Regions from separate parts of the Homo sapiens genome. Here region 1 is linked to region 2. A link is an interaction called in ENCODE POLR2A ChIA-PET data of the cell type or tissue named here. Cell type or tissue: GM12878. All regions are shown on one strand. Each heading gives the region's core, and the rest is flanking DNA. Links, peaks and the distances in the headings are about the cores only. Region 1 overlaps GOLM2 (golgi membrane protein 2). Region 2 overlaps WDR76 (WD repeat domain 76).

Region 1 (4,394 bases), core at 274-4,273, 480 kb after region 2:
CCTTCAGTGATCTTAGCTAGATTTTCTGGATAACTTGCTGCAGCTTTTTCATCAGCACTTGCCACTTCCCCTTGCACCTTTATGTTATGGAGATTGCTTTTTTTTTTTAAACTTCATGAACCAACCTCTGCTGGCTTCCGACTTTTCTTGTACAGCTTCTTTACCCTTCACCCTTCATAGAATTGAAGAGAGTTAAGTCCTTGCTCTGGATTAGGCTTTGGTTTAAGGGAATATTGTGGTTAGTTTGACCTATCTGGACCATGGAAACTTTCTCCATATCAGCAACAGTAAGGCTGTTTTGCCTTCTCGTTATTCATGTGTTCACTAAAGTAACACTTTGAATTTCCTTAAAGAATTTTTCCTTTGCATTCACAATTTGGCTGTTTGGCACAAGAGGCCTAGCTTTTGGCCTGTCTATGTTCTTGACGTGCCCTTTTCACTAAGCTTAATTATGTTTAGCTTTTGATTTAAAGTGAGAGACATACAACTCTTTTACTTGAACACTTAGAGGTCATTGTAGTATCGTTTTGTCTCAGGAAATAGGGAAGCCTGAGGAGAGGAAGAGAGATGGGGGAATGGTTATTCCATGGTAACTCCCGTTATCGTCTCCCCAACCCTTGGCAACCTCTATTCTACTTTCTGTTTCTATAAAGTTGTTTATTCTATTTACACACACAACATTTATTGATTAAACTCACTGTCCTCTATGAGTGCAGTTTGTGGTGCCCCCAATTATAATAATATTGAAGGTCACAGATCACAGATCACCATGACAGATGTAATAAAGAAAATTTTGAAATATTTTGAGAATTATCAAAATGTGACATAGGGACATGAAGTGAGCACATGTTATTGGAAAAATTGTGCCAATACATTTGCTCGATGCAGGGTTATAAGAAACGCATAAAGCAAGGTACAATAAGACAAGGTATGCCTGTATCCAAGTTATACTGCTTATCATCAGGGACTTGTCTCATAAGCTGGAAACTAACATGATACTAATTCTTTTTTTTTTTTTTTTTTGAGACAGAGTCTGGCTCTGTGGCCCAGGCTGAAGTGCAGTGGTACGATCTCCGCTCACTGTAAGCTCTGCCTCCCAGGTTCACGCCATTCTCCTGCCTCAGCCTCCCGAATAGCTGGGACTACAGGAGCCTACCACCACGCCTGGCTAATTTTCTGTATTTTTAGTAGAGATGGGGTTTCACAGTGTTAGCCAGGATGGTCTCTATCTCCTGACCTCGTGATCCGCCCACCTTGGCCTCCCAAAGTACTGGGATTACAGGCGTGAGCCACCGTGTTCAGCCCACATGATACTAATTCTCAATGGGCAGAATGAAATAAAACCATTTATTGATATAGTGCTTTATGATTGTTCAAAGTTTATTATATGCATAAGTCATTTATTTGGGAAAGTTGAATACCATGTGGTATGTGATAGGGATAGAAAGATAGTAAGATTCCCGTTCTTTGAAGAAGTGAGGGAGGCACACATAGAAAAATAATCCATAATGCATGATTAAATGCTATAGTAAAGCTGCTTACAAAGGGGTTTGAGAATACAGAGGAATAACTGATTAACTTCCTCAGGAAGTCAAGAGCGAAATAATTCACTGAAAAGGTGATCTTTAGTAATTTAACAAAATGAGAAAGGGATAAGGACAGGAGGAACATAAATGAGGCCAGGAAAGCTGGAAAGTATGTTGTACCTTCACAGAAGGTCAAGCAGTAGAATAGGAGAGTGTAATATAAGGTACATGGTATTGAGAAGTAGGGGAAATTATGTCTGAGTTAAAGCTATTTGGGGCCAGAATAATGATGATTATTGTTATTACTATTTTATTGTGGTAAAACATCTATAACAAAATTTACTATTTTTACCATTTTAAGTGTATAATTTAGTGGCATTAAGTACATTCACAATGTTGTGTAACCATGATTACTACCATCTATTTCTAGAACTTTTTCACGATCCCAAACCAAACAAAACCTCTACCCATTAAGCAGTAATTCCCATTGCCCTTCCCTCCAGCCTGTGGTAACCTCTATTCTAGTTTCTGTGTCTATGAATTTGTCTATTCTAGATACCTCATATAGGAGGATTATACAATATTTGTCCTTTTTTATCTGGCTTATTTCACCTAGCATAATGTTTTCAAGATTCATTTATGTTGTAGCATGTATCAGAACTTCATTCCTCTTTATGGCTGATAATATTTTATTATGTGTATATACCATGTTTTGCTTTTCATTCATCTGTTGATGAACACTTGAGTTCTTCCCCTCTTTCAGTTATTGTGAGTAATGCCTCTATAAACGGTGGTGTACAAGTATCTGTTTGAGTCCCTGGTTTCACTTCTTTTATGTCTAGCAGTGGAAATGCTGGGCCATATTCTATATTTAACTTTTTTTTTTAGAGACAAGGTCTCTTTCTGTCACCTAGGCTGGGTACAGTGGCATGACTGTGGCTCACTGCAGCTTTGACCCACCTCAAGCGATTCTCCCACCTCAGACTCCTGAATAGCCGGGACTGCAGGTGTGTGCACCAAAAGCACAGGCAACAAAACTAAAAATTGACAAATGGGATTACATCAAATTGAAAAGCTCCTGTACAGCAAAAGAAAACTATCAACAGAGTCAAAAGGTACCTACAGAGTAGGAGAAGATATTTGGAAATCATATATCTGATAAGGGTTAATATCCAAAATATATAAGGAACTTATACAATGTAATAACAATGAACAACCTGTTTTAAAAATGGGCAAAGGACTGGAATAGACATTTCTTGAAAGAAGACATACAAGTGGCCAACAGGTACAGTCATATGGAAAAATGTTCAACATTATTAATCATCAGGGAAATGCAAATCAAAACTACAGTGAGATACTATCTCACACCTGCTAGAATGATTATTGTCAGAAAGGTGAAAGATAACAAATGTTGGTGAGGATGTGGAGAAAGGGGAACCCTTGAACATTGTTGGTGGGAATGTAAATAGCCATATGGAAAACAGTATGTAGTTTCCTCAGAAGTTAAAAATAGAACTATATTATGATCTGGCAATCCCACTTCTGAGCATATATTTAAAGGAAGGCTACCAGGGACTAGGGGAAGGGGCAAATGGGATGTTGGTCAAGGGGTACATAGTTTCAGTTATGCAAGATGAGTAAGTTCTGGAGATCAATGTATATAAGCATATCAAATCATCAAATTGTGTACCTTAAATATATACAATCTTTAATTGTCAAATATCCCTTAATAAAAAAGTAATTGAGAAAAAAGTAAATAAAATAAAAAAATTCTATGAGATTCCCAATTTATTGTTTTAGCTAAAAAGGCTAAAAGCTAAAGACTTTTTTTTCTTTTGTGTTGTTTTTAAGCCAGTCAAATTTAGCAGTGGGACTTTGTAGAAATAGTAAAGAAGACATTCTACTCCTTTACATAGTAATAGCTAATGTTTATTAAGCCCTTACCATGTGCCAGCCAGTGTTGTTAACACTTTATCTCTGGCATAAACTTTTTGACAATGCTATGAGTCAGATAATATTTTCTCATTTTATAGATAAAAGAACTGAAACAGAGAAGGTAAACAGTATGTCCAAGGAAATAGAGCTAACAAGTAGTGAATTCAGAATTCAGACTCAGGCAATCTAATTTTAGAGGCCCCACCCCCTCACCAGCTTTTGGTTTTTTTTTTGATACGGAGTTTCACTCTGTTGCCCAGGCTGGAGTGCAGTGGCATGATCTTGGCTCACTGCAACCTCCGCCTCCTGGGTTCAAGTGATTCTCATGCCTCAGCCTCCTGAGTAGCTGGAACTACAGGCAAATGCCACCATGCCTGGCTAATTTTTGTATTTTTTGTAGAGACTGGGTTTTGCAATGTTGGCCAAGCTGGTCTGAAACTCCTGACCTCAAGCGATCTGCTTGCCGTGGCCTCCCAAAGTACTGGGATTACGGGCGTGAGCTGCTGCACCCAGCCAGAGCCCCTTCTTTTAAGCACTATGCTATTGGGTTTCTGCATAGTCACAGTCTTAATTTACTTTGTGCAGCATTAATTACATGATGCAAGTTTAAGAATTATCCAGAGAAGAGCAATTAAAATCACCAAGGGATGAAAGGGTACTCACAAGAGAACCAACTAAAAAGACTTGGAAAGGCTGGGAGGCCAAGGCGGGAATCTCTCTGAGATTAGGAGTTCGAGACCAGCTTGGGCAACATAGTGAGAGTCTCTCTTTCTCTCTCTCTCTCTCTATATATATATATATGTATATATATATATATATATACACACACACACCCACACACACACACACACACACACATACATATTCAGATAGCCAGGTGTGGTGATGCACACCTATAATCCCAGCTACCTGAGAGATTGAGGTAGGATCCCA
Region 2 (4,394 bases), core at 262-4,261:
AGGCCGGCCATGGTGGTTCATGCCTGCACTCCCGGCACTTTGGGAGGCCACGGTGGGTGGATCACTTGAGGTCAGGAGTTGGAGACCAGCCTGGCCAACATGGTGAAAGCCTGTCTCTCCTAAATATAACAAATATTAGCCAGGCATGGTGGTGGGCACCTGTAGTCCCAGCTACTCAGGAGGCTGAGTCAGGATAATTGCTTGAACTGAGGAGGTAGAGGTTGCAGTGAGCCGAGATCATACCACTGCACACCAGCCTGGGCGACAGAGCGAGACTCTGTCCCCACTTCCCCACCAAAAAAAAAGAAAATATAAAAATTAGCCAGGCGTGGTGGCAGGTGCCTGTAATCTGAGCTACTCGGGAGGCTGAGATGGGAGAATCGCTTGAACCTAGGTGGTGGAGGTTGCAGTGAGCTGAGATCAGGCCACTGCACTCCAGCCTGGGTGACAGAGCAAGACTCTTGTTTTAAAAAAGTAAAAAATAAAGCCTCCCAAATAGCTGGGACTACAGGCATGTGCCACCTTGCCAGGCTAATTTTGACTTTTTATTTTGTAGAGATGTGGGTGTGCCATATTTATTGCCCAGGCTGGTCTAAAACTCCTGGGCTCAAGCAGGCTGCCCACCTCGGCCTCCCAAAGTGCTGGGATTACAGATGTGAGCCACTGAGCCCAGCCAAGATACTTTTTTTTTTTGAGACAGGGTCTCACTCTATTACCCAGGATGGAGTGCAGAGGCACGATCTCAGCTCACTGCAACCTTCACCTCCCAGGTTCAAGCGATTCTCCCATCTCAGCGTCCCGAGTAGCTGGGATTACTGGCGTGTGCCACCATGCCTAGCTAATTTTTTGTATTTTTAGTGGAGAAGGGGTTTCTCCATGTTGGCCAGGCTGGTTTTTAACTCCTGACCTCAAGTGATCTGCCTGCCTCAGCCTCTCACAGTGCTGGGATTACAGGCGTGAGCCACCGCGCATGCCATGTCTTTCTTTCTTGGTTTATTCTTTCATTTTGGTGAAGTACAGCTTTCTGAGAAAAAGTGTATACGAGGCAAATACTTTGCATATCAGAGAAATTTTTTTGTTTTTTTTTTTGAGACGGAGTCTCACCTGTCGCCCAGGCTGGAATGTAGTGGTGCGATCTCAGCTTACTGTAACTTTTTGTTTTTTTAATAGAGATGGGGTTTTACCATATTGGCCAGGCTGGTCTCAAACTCCTGACCTCGTGATCTGCCGGCTTCAGTCTCCCAAAGTGCTAGGATTATAGGCGTGAGCCACTGCACCTGGCCCAGAAAAAGTCTTTAGCTTTATATTTGATTGATGACCTAATTGGATTTAGAATTGTAAGTTGAAAATAATCTTTCCTTAGAATTTTTAATGCATTGTTCCATTGTCTTCCAGCTTCCTTCAATGTTGAAAGTTTGTGCCATTCTGATTCTGGATTCTTTGTGATCTTTTTTTCCCCTCTGCATGCTTTTAAGATCTTTTCTGGCTGGGTGTGGTAAGGCAGGCCTGTAGTTTCAGCTTCTTGGGAGGCTAAGGCTGGAGCCCAGGAGTGCAAGGCTGCAGTAAGTTATAATCAAGCCAATGCACTTCAGCCTGGGTGACAGAGTGAGACGCTATCACTTTAAAAAAAAAAATTGTGATAACATGCCGAGGCCTGGGTTCATCTTTGTTTTTTTTTTGTTTTTTTGTTTTTTTTTCTTGAGGTGGGGTCTCACCCTGTCGCCCAGGCTGGAGAGCAGTGGCACAGTCTTGCCTCACTGCAACCTCTGCCTTCTAGGTTCAAGCGATTCTCCTGTCTCAGCTTCCTGAGTAGCTAGGACTACAGGCATGCGCCACCATGCCTGGGTAATTTTTGTATTTTTAGTAGAGATTAGGTTTCACCATGGTGGCTAGGCTGGTCTCGAACTCCTGATCTCAGGTGATCTGCCCACCCAAAGTGCTTGGATTACAGGCATGAGCCATTGCACCCGGCTTGCTTTGTTTTTTTTTTTTTTTTTTTTTTTTTTTGAGACAGTCTCGGCTCTTGCCCTGGCAGCTAGAATGCAGTGGTGTGATCTCGGCTCACTGCAACCACTGCCTCCCAGGTTCAAGCAACTCTTGTGCCTCAGCCTCCCAAGTAGCTGGGATTACAGGTGTGCACTACCACACCCAGCTAGTTTTTTTGTATTTTTAGTAGAGACGGGGTTTCGACACGTTGGCCAGGCTGGTTTCAAGTTCCTGGCCTCTAGTGATCTGCCTGGTGGCCTCCCAAAGTGCTGGGATTACATGCATGAGCCACTGAGCTTGCTTGCCTGGGTCCTTTTTCATTCATTATGCATCCAAAGGCTGCATACTCATTGGGCCTTTTTAATCTGGAAGCTCATGTCTTTAGTTTTGAGAAACTTTAAAATAATATTTGTTTTCAAACTATTATTTTTTAGAGATGGGGTCTCACTCTGTTGCCCAGGCTAGAACACAGTGGTGTCATCATAGCTTACTACAAACTTGAACTTCTGGGCTCCAGTGATCCTCCTGCTTTGGTCTCCCACTTAACGTTATTTTTCTTTCTTTTCTTTTCTTTTTTTTTTTTTTTTGAGATGGAGTCTGGCTCTGTTGCCCAGAGTGGAGTGCAGTGGCGCCATCTCGGCTCACTGCAAGCTCCGCCTCCCGGGTTCATGCCATTCTCCTGCCTCAGCCTCCTGTGTAGCTGGGACTACAGGCGCCCACCACCATGCCCGGCTAATTTTTTGTATTTTTTAGTAGAGATGGGCTTTCACTGTGTTAGCTAGGATGGTCTCGATCTCCTGACCTTGTGATCTGCCTGCCTCTGCCTCCCAAAGTGCTGGGATTACAGGCGTGAGCCACTGCTCCCAGCCCTTTCTTTTTTTTTTTTGTTTGTTTGTTTTTTGAGACGGAGTCTTGCTCTGTGGCCCAGGCTGGATGGAGTGCAGTGGCATGATCTGGGTTCACTGCAACCTCCATCTCCCGGGTTCAAGCAATTCTTCTGTCTCAGCCTCCCGAGTAGCTGGGACTACAGGCGTGTGTCACCACACCCGGCTAATTTTTGTATTTTTAGTAGAGACTGGGTTTTGCCATGCTGGCCAGGATGGTCCTGATTTCCTGACCTGGTGATCTGCCTGCCTCGGCCTCTCAAAGTGCTAGGATTACAGGCGTGAGCCACCACACCCGGCCTGCCATTTATATTATTTTTTAATAATTGATTCTCTTCCAATTTCTCAGCAGTTTCTCGAACAATGAATTGGATATTGGACCTCTAAGACTGAGTATTTTTTTGTCTTTTCTGTTCATGTGTTTATCTTTTTGTTCTACTTTCTAAATTTAAGCCTTTTCATGGATTTAAAAACTATTGAGTTCTTATTTTTTGAATTTTCTTTTCTTACAGTATTTTGCTATTTCCTGAATATACTGCCTTATATCTCAGGGTTTTAAAAAATTAGCTTACTGTTACATTAGTGGCTTTTTAGGAGAAAGTAGAGACATGTACTTACTCACTCTACTGCGTTTAAGGGAAGTTTTTTTGTTGGAAAAAAATAACTTTTTTTTTTTTTTTTTTTGAGACGGAGTTTCGCTCTTATTGTCCAGGCTAGAGTGCAATGGTGCGATCTCGGCTTGCTGCAACCCCCACCTCCCAGGTTCAAGCGATTTTCCTGCCCCGGCCTCCTGAGTAGCTGGGATTACAGGCTCCTGCCACTATACCTGGCTAATTTTTTTTTTTTTTTTGTATTTTTAGTTGAGACAGGATTTCACCATGTTGGCCAGGCTGGTCTCGAACTCCTGACTTCAGGTGATCTGCCCACTTCGGCCTCCCAAAGTGCTGGGATTACAGGTGTGAGCCACCACGTCTGACCAACTTTTATATTTTTAGTAGAGATGAGGTTTCACCATTTTGGCCAGGTTGGTCTTGAACTCCAGACCTCAGGTGTTCCATCCACTTCAGCTTCCCAAATTGATGGGATTACAGGCGTGAGCCACTGCCCCTGGCCAAAAATAACTTTTGTGTAATAGTACAATTAATTGCCACTAGGAAATAATTTGCTACTAGATCATACTACTTGATTTCTAATATCAGATCACTTCTTAACTGGGAAGCCATACAGATATTTTGGGGGTATCCCAAATCCAGACTTACTGAAATATCCAATTCAGCAAACGTCTGTTTTGGTAAGATGATGAAATGAATAGAGATAGTACAATTTGAAGTAAAGTATTCATGTAGAAAATGAAACATGTAGTTTTGTGAAGTGCTTTTCCTGTAGATTATATAAAGTAATGGAATCTTTTTGGTGTAATTTTATAGGATTTTTCGGGATTGTCACCCTACGAAAGGAAGAGACTGAAGAACATATCAGAAAACGCAGACTTTTTTGCTTCTCTTCAGTTGTCTGAGGTTTGTG

What was found. ChIA-PET counts read pairs that join two places held together with the same protein. Peaks named below come from ENCODE experiments on the same cell type or tissue, not always from the same donor. Only the 100,000 strongest peaks of a DNase experiment are listed, where the experiment ranks them.
Region 1: POLR2A ChIA-PET joins it to region 2 with 5 read pairs; 4 of 35 experiments call an interaction of 5 or more read pairs at or near these places.

What each region holds. Positions count from the first base shown.
Region 1 is chr15:44,306,208-44,310,601 of GRCh38, forward strand. The region is part of intron 1 of GOLM2 (golgi membrane protein 2); the gene reads left to right. Among named protein-coding and RNA genes, the nearest start is that of GOLM2, 20 kb to the left of the region's middle. In GM12878, for the core only: no CTCF peak of the experiment used is centred there; DNase peaks (open chromatin) are centred at 2,374, 2,905 and 3,577; H3K4me3 peaks cover 1,621 bases; H3K27ac peaks cover 2,792 bases.
Region 2 is chr15:43,830,764-43,835,157 of GRCh38, forward strand. WDR76 (WD repeat domain 76) reads left to right here. Exons shown (of 13, transcript NM_024908.4): 3 at 4,298-4,387. Among named protein-coding and RNA genes, the nearest start is that of WDR76, 6.0 kb to the left of the region's middle. In GM12878, for the core only: no CTCF peak of the experiment used is centred there; no DNase peak of the experiment used is centred there; H3K4me3 peaks cover 819 bases; H3K27ac peaks cover 358 bases.